Regions from separate parts of the Homo sapiens genome. Here region 2 is linked to region 1. Evidence: chromatin loops called from intact Hi-C (ENCODE). Cell type or tissue: Caco-2. All regions are shown on one strand. Links, peaks and the distances in the headings refer to the core of each region. The heading gives the core; the rest is flanking DNA.

Region 1 (5,379 bases), core at 304-5,303:
ATATTGTCAGCTTGTACGAGTAAAGCAGGATGGAAGTGAGTTTGTATTGAGAAAAAAAAAATGTCAGTCAGGCTCCTAATTGCCTCTGAGCCTGCTAAGGAGGTGCAGGGCCCCCAGCCTGCACCCATGCTACCCTTAGCAGCCGCCGACCTCTCAGAATGGCCAAGTCAGAGGCCACTTCGTGGCCAGAGGGCACAGTCTGCACACTGCACACGTGGCAGTGGGGTGCTCACCAGCAACCCTGACCTCATGACCTCGGTCCTCCTTACTGTACAGCTCCCTTAGGGAGCAGGAGGACCTGCAGAGGATCCCTGTCTGCCCCCTTTAGGAAAAGGTGTGAAGTCATTTACATGTGATTGAGAAGAGTGACGGTTCCTGTGTCCTCTCTCCTTGGGATACGCTTCCCCAGCCTGGACTCTGTTGGCAGCAGCAAGAAGATGGCAGATGGATTTGAGAGGGGAGACCTGTTCCTTTCCTCCTTTGAACCTCTTCTGTTTTTCTGTTTTTCTTTTTTTTTTTTTTTTTGAGATGGAGTCTCACTCTGTTGTCCAGGCTGGGGTGCAATGATGCGATATCGGCTCATGGCAGCCTCCGCCTCCCGGACTCAAGCGATTCAAGTGATTCTTCTGCCTCAGCCTCCCGAGTAGCTGGGATTACAGGCATGTGCCACCATGCCCAGCTAATTTTTGTATTTTTAGTAGAAACAGCGTTTCACCAGGTTGGTCAGGCTGGTCTCAAACTCCTGAGCTCAAGTGATCCACCCGCCTGGGCCTCCCAAATGGCTGGGATTACAGGTGTGAGCCACCGTGCCCAGCCTGAACCTCTTCTTAACCATAGTCTTCCTCTCCCAGGTGTCCGGTCAACTCTTCGTCCTTTCCATAACAAATGCTGCTCATCTTTCAAAGCTCTTCTCCCATCCTCCTTCAGCCACAAACTCATCCCTAACTCTCCCAAGCAATAGAAACGTCTCCCTTGCCTGGCCTGACTCCTGTTGCTCAGACAGAACTAGCCCAGCTGAGGGGCCTGGGAAGGCCTCTGGCTAGAGAGGACCCATCACGTCCCTCCTCACCCACCTGGCCCTACAGCACTGGCACTATACTTTCTCCCTCCACCTCATAGTGCAACCATGCACGGGGCTTCTCACACTTGAGGCAGAGCACATAATTCAAACCTGTGCAGTACAGAAAGATGGAGGAATGGTGTTCCTTTGTTTGTCTTAGAGAAACGTCCCCATATGGAGAAAACACCCCCCAACCAAGGCCCACACCCAGAGCCTTGCTCATTGCTGCTGGTGGAGGCTGGTGGCTCGTCAGTGCTGACTACAATAGCTCCATCTCCTGACCTGCTCTTGTTCTTAAAGTTCATGGCTTTTCTGGTAGCCACAGGGGACAGGACCATGGTATTTGTCAAGAAAATTACCCTTGTACCGAGAGGCTGAAAAACAAAGGTGAGCAAAATGTGCCATGATGGGGTACTAGAGGCCCCACAAGGGCAGTTGTCAACAGCTTCTATCTCCCACCCCCAGTGAAGCACTCCACAGGAACTTGGAGGATGGTGAGGGCATCACAGTGGGGAGAGGACCTGGATGGCGGAGGAGGAGCTGAGGATATAGAGGCTTTAGCTAGGTTGGGGACTTGGGGAGTAGTGAAAGATAGGAGGCTACTGGGAAAAAGCCCAGGGCACTGAAAATTGAGAAACTTGGGTTCTAGTCACAATGTGGGTCTGACACATCATAAGGCCTCAGGCAAGTCAATTCGCCCCTCAGAGCCTCTGCTTCCATTTCTCACTGTTGAATGAGATACTGGCCAAACACACAGGAGTTTTAGTGCTTTACAAGAAAAGAAAACATTGTCCAGACCCAGGGATGGGTATAGGGAGTGCTTATCATGCGTGTGGAGACCATGAGCCAGACCCAGAAAGTGTCACAGAGGGAGAAGGGTCAGGGCTGACCATGCCTTAGGAGTTGAGAGTTGAAGTGGGTTCAGGCAGGGAAATTGCAGAATTGAAAGTGAAGGAAGCTGTCCTCTGAACTAGGTACATGGGGCTGGATTTGCAGAGACATCAGGCTCAGAAATGCACACTCAGGCTTCCTAGCATGGAAATCATAAGTTCATCTGGAGGACTAGAGTGGTCAATGAGCCAGGAAGTGACTATGGAAAAGCAAAGAGGACCCCCAAAGTTGCTGTGCAATCCCAAAGCTGGGGCCATTTGTGTGTATCTCTTCCCAACTCAGTGTTCAGTGACTTCATATGAAAAAGTCACTGAAAATCAGCTGTGGGGGTACGGCAGTATTTACATAACGGAAAACTGCAAACTAATTGGGGATGGTTCTTCACAAGCTGGTTATTAGACATTTTTACCACTCCCAAAGGACATCTCATTTTAAAGGGGGAGAGAAAAAGCCAGCCAAAGAAAACAGAAAGCAGACTCAAAGCTGGAGGTGCAGAAGCTGGAGGGAAGAATGCCCTGAATGCAAGGCAGGAGACATGGCCCAGAGGAAAAGGTCTCGTTGGTGTGGACTGGGTCCAGATGAGCCATCTGCACTCTCTCACTAGTGCACTCTGTGACTTCAGACACACGCGTTGGGACAGCTGGCTAGCCTCAAGCCAGAGGGGAAGATGACCTCAATGGGTGTATCTATGCTGCACCACCTGATCAGGCTCCGACCATGACCTTGGCCTCACTGTGATAGTGACAACACGGACTTTCTCCTGACTTTTTGTCTAATTTCTTGGTTCTTCTGGAAAATGAAAGCATGACCAAAAAGCTATTTTCACAACGTCTAAATTCTACTCTGACAAAATTTAATGATACATGGTAGAAAAACTTCATCTTTCCTGGCACACAGACATGCTAGCAATGAGAAGGAGTTAACGTACTGGCCAGATTGTACTTAGACCCTCCTCAGACACTGGCCACCCCAGACTTATGACTGTCATAGTACTGGGAGCCTTCTTGACTTCTCCCAGAGCTCAGGGCTCATTCTCTGCAGAACTCTGTCAGGCAGCAGTTACATTATGTATCTGCTCAACACTCAGGCAAGAAACCATTATGTTCACGGATCATTATTGACATCCTGACATTTGTCACCTCCTTTCATAGCAGTTAAATCTTGCTTTATCTGTAAATGTCACTATGTCATTTATTCATGAAAGGGGTCACATTCCTGAAATAGCATGCTTCAGTTTAAAAGGGGAGCTTGGCTTTATTCGCAGTGGGTAATCCTCAAACAAACTTTACTGCTGATAAATGCTTTTTTATTGGACTTTCTTGGCCTTAAATGACATCCTCAAATGTAGAATGCAGTTCTGGGTTTGTGGAAATAAAATCTGAATGTTGAACAAGAGAGAAAATTGTTGAGATTAGAATAAGTGGAGCTTTTCTGTGGCCACATGTAGTAAGTTGGATGTAAACAGATTTGAATTTATTAAGAGTAAGCCACAATTTTAATATGATTGTTACACTTCTGGAAACATGCCGATGGCCTTTTTGAATCATTTATGCCACAGAAACCTCAGTGAAATCAGGGGCCTTTTAACCTTCCTGAGTTTATCTCTTAGCTGGGGACGTTAGAGAGGAGAAATCAGCGAACTTGATGTGCTTAGTTCTCCAACCTTCAGATTCCAAGGACGCTGGGGAGATGATTAACTCATCTCAGAACTTAAGTTTGCAGGAAATAGTGTTTCTTTTCTTCACAAAGTTTGTTCAAAGTTCACTTTATGTAGGGTAATTACATAATTTATTATCCAATCGTACACCTTTCTAAAAAGAAAAGAGGTTAAAAAATAAATAATAAACAGCTATTGGTTGATCTATTAATACATCAACCATGAACCCAGACAAAACAGGCATATATCCACCCTAACTGTAAGGCTTTATCAACTGTGTTGTATCATTGTTTTGCTTTACAGGTTTATATTCACCAGCTGATAATTAAATATTATCCCAAAAAGGCTTTTCTCTCTGTGTACAGGGTCCCACAGCTATCTGACTTTGACTCATTTTTCTAACCCAGTGATTCTCAAAGTGTGGCTGGCCCATGGACTGAAATGGCCTGAAGAGGGTGTTAAAAAAATGTAATCACCTAGTCTCTAGTCAGATCTACCAAATCAGAATCTCCAAAGAGGTGGCTCAGGCACCTGCATTTTAACCTACCTCCCAAGTTCTTCTTCCACTCCCTGAAATTTGAAAGCCAACTGCTGTGATCCAAAGCTCTGGCTTGCTCTAGCTACCTCTGTGTTCTGGTCACACTGCAGTAATAAGAAGTGGGTGGGTAAATTCTGCTCTTTTTGCCTAGAAAAGTAACTTGCAGATGGGGCGTGAGCTGAAAATACATTCTCTGTTGTGCACAAATACGGAGGCCGTGACACTTCCCTCATGATGCCATCAAACCTCATCCTCCTCCCCCGCACAGAGTCGTGCATGTAACCATTTCACACCCACGAGGTGCAGGATGCATGCATAAATACAGTCTCAGAGTAGCAGGAAGATAAGAAAACAGTAAGATGACATTGGCTTCATTGCAAAACGTGATCAAATGCAATTAAAACTACTCACTCTTAGGATAGAAAAGGGCCTGGGAGGAAGATTTCTCCAGGCACTAATGAAATCTTTTTTGAGTGTCATATGGCCGCAGTGACAAAGATCACAGACCACAGCCAAACCTAAGCTCCTGCTTCCACTTGTAATCACAGGCCAGGGTCATGGTCATATGGCCAGCACTGACTCACATAACATCCTCATTAGTTCACCGGCATCATCACAGCCCTGGTAACTTCATACCACCGATGGCCACTGAAAGGGACCAGGAGGGTGGTCAGCTAAATCAAGGCAGCAGGGGCAACAGATAATCAGGGCACATTTTAGTTGTGGGGTGCTTTCATGTACATTTTTCATTATCACCTCCCTCAATTGAGTTGGGATTTCCTGTGCGCCCCGTGTGCTAGGCACTATGACAGGCCCTGATGTCATGCGTTGCATCAGGCACAGGCTGCACGGGCCAAATGGGTAACGGCCAGGAGAGTGTCACTCAAACACTGTCGGCAGAGTCTGAGGAGCACAGAGTTGTGCCTCCTGGGAGACCAGGGACTGACTCCCTGATGGAGGGACCTCAGGACCAGTGCTCACCGAGCAGAACTGGAAGGAGGCACTCACGGAGGAAAGGTGAAGGAGCAGAGCAAGAACTGGTTACATGGGATGCGTGGCCTCCCCCCTCGAGAAAATTCCAGTCCAGCAGAAAAGACACACCAGGCACACGGAGACAAGCCACCTGCAGCCGTTGTTCAGCAAGGCCTTGTGTGGGGACTAGTTTTTGAGAGACAAGGGCAACGAGGCTCAGAGAAATGAAGTCACTGGTTCAAAGTCACAGAGCAAGTTAGT
Region 2 (5,379 bases), core at 270-5,269, 210 kb after region 1:
CCAAAGCATGGATTTTTTTGATTGGATTGCAAATGCTATCCCATAGTTATGCTTTGGATGATTTTTTATAAATTAACTGAGAAGATTATTACTTGTTTTACATAGATGTTAAAGAGATGAAAGGATAGCCTACCTGAAAAAATAATTTGAAAGCTTCAAAGTTTCTGCAGAAACTGCATTGAAGATATAAAGATACAAAATAAGAAGTAAAAGCAAATTTTGTATAAAATAAGAAGTTGGCATTTCCACTAAAAATGTGAAATTCCACCTAGTAAAAAAAGATATAACATGGACATCTTTAGTAAAACACAAATAGCACAAAAATGTCCATTGACCATTCTGCAAGCATCCAAAGGAATGATTTGCAAAATCTCTCAGAGGTTTGGGGTCTTTTGTAAAAACAGTTCATCTTACTTGGCCACCACCCATGACTCCAGCAGCCACTTTATCTCTCTTAAGGTGATATTTGGTCTTATAGTTTGACTATTTATATAGGTCTTGCTAGAAGTAAACTAAAAGAAAAACATTTTGTACTCATCTTGGTATCCTTGGGGAAGAGTCTGAAGTGGATGTTATGTTTGCACACTGGAATGACCCATACCCATAGAAGAAAGGGAACTGAACGTGAAAGGATATATTGGTAGACAAATGATAATAACTAATACTTATGGACTATTAACCAAGTACCAGCACTGTGCCAAGTGCCTTATCTGTATTAACTTATTTAATAAATACAAAACCCTGTCAGGTAGGTATCATTTATTGTGATCTCCTTTTTACAGATAGGGAAACAGAAGCCCAAGGAATTAAATACCATGCCCCAAATGACACAGCTAGTGAGTGGCAGAACTGAAAAGGCCCCTGGCTTCAGAGCTTGAGTTCCTAGCCACGCTGGTAGTCCACATCCTTAAAAAGAAGAGATGCATGAACAAAGGAAGCATCAGTACCTAGCCCTGCATAAATGGTGGGTATCTTCTGGGTCTGTGTAGGATCCACTTGTTCTATAACAAGAGTAAGCTGCTCCATAGATCACCCAGCATGTGGAAGGCCTGCCTTTCTTCTTATTGCTCTATATGGTTACCTAGAACCAAGTCTGGCTAACAGGATGAATTGACTGAACACATAAAAATCTTTAAAGGCCAAGCGTGGTGGCTCACGCCTGTAATCCCAACACTTTGGGAGGCGAAGACAGGTGGATTGCCTGAGCTCAGGAGATTGAGACCAGTCTGATCAACATGGAGAAACCCAATCTCTACTAAAAATACAAAAATTAGCCAGGTGTGGTGGAACCCCAGCTACTCGGAAGGCTGAGGCAGGAGAATCGCTTGAACCCGGGAGGCAGAGGTTGCAGTGAGCCAAGATTGCACCATTGCATTCCAGCCTGGGCAACAAGAGTGAAACTCCATCTCAAAAAAAAAAAAATCTTTAGAAAGGGAAGTTACAAATGTTTCAGCACATCAGCATGAACCTATACATATCTATTTCATACATGATGTAAATACCAAGTTTTCTTAACTAAGCCCATATCTCCTCTTTCCTTCACCATCCAGGATACGGCCAAGGATGCTGAAATTAACCAATACATGCTTTGTCACTGATTTATTGATTGATTGAGAGCTGGAGGCCACAGTGTGTTTGGTTTTGGCTTTTGAGCCCCAGCTTCATTTATAGGTGCTGACGTCAATACCCTATTCTCAGCAATTAATGGAACCAGCAGACAAAATCAGCAAGGATGTAAAGGAACTCAACAACACCCTCAACCAACAAGATCTAATTGCCATTTGTAGAAAACTACACCAAACTCAGCAGAATACGTGCTTTTTCTCAAGTGCCCATGGAATGTTCACCAATACAGACCATCTTCTGTGCCATAAACAAGCCTCAACAAATTTAAAAGATTGAAATCAGACAGTAAATGCTCTGACCATAATGGAGCCAAACTGCTGTTGAGTTCATCACACTCCTCAGACCACCAATATAATTTTTTTGTCTTAGTTTAATATCATTTTTTCCCAAATATGCTATTATTGTGTCTTTCTTTTTAGGCTGGTTGATGTCAATGATGTCACTTTAAAAATCTCATAAATGAATAGCCAAAAATATTTCTTCCAGTACTTTCCTGAAGAAGCCTAATATCTCATGTAAATAAATCTTTTTCTAATTTATAGTTTTTTTTATAGTGTGTTTCTTTCTTGCAAGGGACACCCTTATATCTCTTGTTTCCCAACAAAATCACTCACAGCATCAAAGCCCTGACCTGCCCTTCCTGAGAAGGCCAAGGTTAGCGGCTATGTTATCTCTTGAGCTAAAAGGATTGCTGGCTTGAAGGTGCGTGGGAGTCGATAGCTCTCTGGAGCCTGCCTTTAATCCCCTAGAGATGCGTTTACTCTGCTAGGAGAAAGATAGCCTCCAAAGAGCAAAAGTCAACAAGCTTTATCGTTCTTCTTCCTGGGTTATTCTGCTGCTGCTGAAAGGCTTTATGAGTGTCCTAGGGCAGTAGTTTTCTGGATTTGTCCTACTCCTGGAATGAATGCCACAGGATTTCATGGTTGTGTGGTCACCAGAGTACAGTACCAAATCTGCCAGTGTTGTGCCCTAGAGGCAACCTCCAACCTTTCTCCACTGCCGCACACACCATGACCAAAGCCCATCTCAGGAAGCACTCAGACACTGGGCAGGCCACATTCGAGGCACTCTCAAGACCATTAGGACTACTGTGCCTGGTCAGCTAGTCAGTTGACAGAATCTTATCAAAGATTTTAAAAGCCTTTCTCAGGAAATACCAGAAGTGTAGACCTATTTTTGTTTGCGGTTCCCGTTCAGCTATTAGGGGCTCAGTTCTGCCCCCCAAAATCCATATATTGAAGCCCTAATCCCCCGTGTGATGGTATGAAGAGATGGGGCCTGTGGGAGGTGATTAGGTTTAGATGAGTTTATGAAGGTAGGACCCTCATGATTGAATTAATGCCCTTATAAAAGATGCCAGAGAGCTCTCTCCCCACTCATCCTCCTTCCATGTGAAGATGCAGTGAAAAGGCAGCTGTCTGAAAGCAAAGGAGACAGCCCTCCTTCTGATCTCAGCCTTCTAGCCTTCAGAACTGTGAGAAAATACATTTCTGTTGTTGAAGCTATTTTGTTAAGGCAGCCCGAGCAAAGTAAGGCATGTGTTGAAACCCTAACCCCAAATGCCTCAGAATGTGACTATATTTGCAGATAGGATCTTCAGAGAGGTAACGAGATTAGAGGAGGTTGTTAGGATGAGCCCTAATCTAATATGACTGTTGTCCTTATAAGGAGAGCTTAGGACACAGACATGCACAGAGGGAAGACCACGTATAGATGCAGGGAGAAGATGGCCATCTATAAGCTAAGGAGAGAGGCCTCAAATGAAACCAGCTTTAATCTCATAGAAGTTAAAAGTAGAACAGAGGATACTAGAGGCTGGGAATGATGGGGAACGGGAAGGATAGGGAGAGATTTGTTAAAGGATACAAAATTACAGCAGGATAGATTTTAGTTCAAGTGTTCTATAGCACCTTAGGATGACTACAGGTAACAATAATACGTTACATAGCTTCAAATAGCTAGAAGGAGAATATTGACTGTTCCCAACACAAGGAAATGATCAATGTTTGAGATGATGAATATGCTAATTACCCTAATCTGATTACATTATATGTATCCCATGTAAATGTACTCCATGAATATGCATAATTATTCTGTCAATTTAAAAAGTAAAATTTTAAATTTTAAAACAGTATTTATCTATAAGCTGCTTATCAGAGTTATAAACACATAGAGTAAAATTAAAAGGATAGAAAAAATATAGTCCCGTTTAACTTATGAATATGTGTATACCAAAAAACCTTAAATATTAAAAACCCGAATCCAGGCCAGGCATGGTGGCTCACGCCTGTAATCCCAGCACTTTGGGAGACTGAGGTGGGTGGATCACCTCAGCTCAGGAGTTCGAGACCAGCGTGGCCAACATGGTGAAACCCCATCTCTACTAAAAATACAAAAATTAGTTGGGTGTGATGGCGGTTGCCTGTAATCCCAGCTACTCAGGAGGCTGACGCAGGAGAATTGCTTGAAGCTGGGAGGCAAAGGTTGCAGTGAGCTGAGATTGCACCACTGCACTCCAGCCTGGGTGAGTGAGACACCGTCTCAAAACAAAACAAAAACAACAACAACAACAACAACAAACAACCGAATCCAGCAATGAGGGGGAAAAAAGAAACCAACTCTGCCAGTACCTTAATCTTGAACTTCCAGAATCCGGAGCTGTGAGGAAATCAATGTCTATTGTTTATGCCGCCCAGTCTGTGGTACTTTGTTAAGGCAGCAAAGTAGTGAATTCCACATCTGCCATCATCCCCGTTCATAAAATAACTCAAAAAACCAACGAATTCAGAGGTATTGGGACAACAGATGGCAAGGGTGAGAAAGAGGAGGAAGAATAGGACAGACCACCTTCCTAGTGAGGGTGGAGATTGCAGCTGAGATTTGGTGGTGGGGCGAGAGAAAGAGAGAGAGAGAGAGAGAGAGAGAGCTGTGGAGAGAGAAAGAGAGGAGAAAGGGAGTGAGAGATGGGGGTGAGAAGGAAGCGTTGTCAGGAGGGGAATCAGGCTCAAGACCAGAGCTGACCTGCCCTGAGGATGGGGCCGGTCCTCAGTGAGGCAGGCTCAGAAGCTGCCTGTGCCACCTGACTCTCCCACCTTTCCGCCTCCCTCCTTTCAGGAAGGCTCTTACTTTTCTGACCAGTAAGGGAGCAAATAGCTCATCTGACTTCTCACAAGGAGACACGGCGATGTTATTAATGAAGTGAGAAAGAAGTAATTATCTGGATAATTCAGGCATCCATCACCACTTTCAACTAAATTGTCCAGGCTGAAAAGGTGCAAGAGTCAAGAGGAAAAGAATGATTTTAATTAATTGCCTCAATTTACCATTTTCTATTGGATTTGTTCAAATTAAATGACTGAGCTGGCCTCCAGCTTTGCCCAGGGGTCAGCAGTGGTGGAGAAGGCCATTGGCCAGTGTTCCCCAAGGGACTCCAGTGCCAGGGCCTGTTCCAAATGAGCGACAGACACATCATTTCATACCAACTCATTTTCAGAGGTATTTTCTGAGTGTGATGCAGGATCTCACATTCCAGATTGTTAATCTGGTAGGATCAGCCATGTAAAGCCACAATTTGGACATGTGCAGGATAAGTATTAAAAAACAACTGAGATGGCTGAGCCCAGCTTCTTGTTTACCTACTTGGGGAAAATGCACGAAGACATTTAGAAGGGAAAAATTGTAATAAACAGCATTTACATTAAGAACACATCCAAACAGCAGCAAGCACAGGTATTTCCGTATGTTTATGCTTTT

The links. Peaks named below come from ENCODE experiments on the same cell type or tissue, not always from the same donor. Only the 100,000 strongest peaks of a DNase experiment are listed, where the experiment ranks them.
Region 2: a loop joins it to region 1, with 2.7 times the contacts of the local background. A loop is called at or near these places in 1 of 110 quality-filtered maps.

Annotation. Positions count from the first base shown.
Region 1 is chr2:21,268,051-21,273,429 of GRCh38, reverse strand. All of the region lies in intron 3 of LOC105374317 (a long non-coding RNA gene), which reads right to left. Among named protein-coding and RNA genes, the nearest start is that of TDRD15, 150 kb to the right of the region's middle. In Caco-2, for the core only: no CTCF peak of the experiment used is centred there; DNase peaks (open chromatin) are centred at 2,601, 3,069 and 3,589.
Region 2 is chr2:21,053,515-21,058,893 of GRCh38, reverse strand. No RefSeq gene overlaps it. Among named protein-coding and RNA genes, the nearest start is that of APOB, 12 kb to the right of the region's middle. RefSeq lists a silencer at 2,223-2,517. In Caco-2, for the core only: no CTCF peak of the experiment used is centred there; a DNase peak (open chromatin) is centred at 2,333.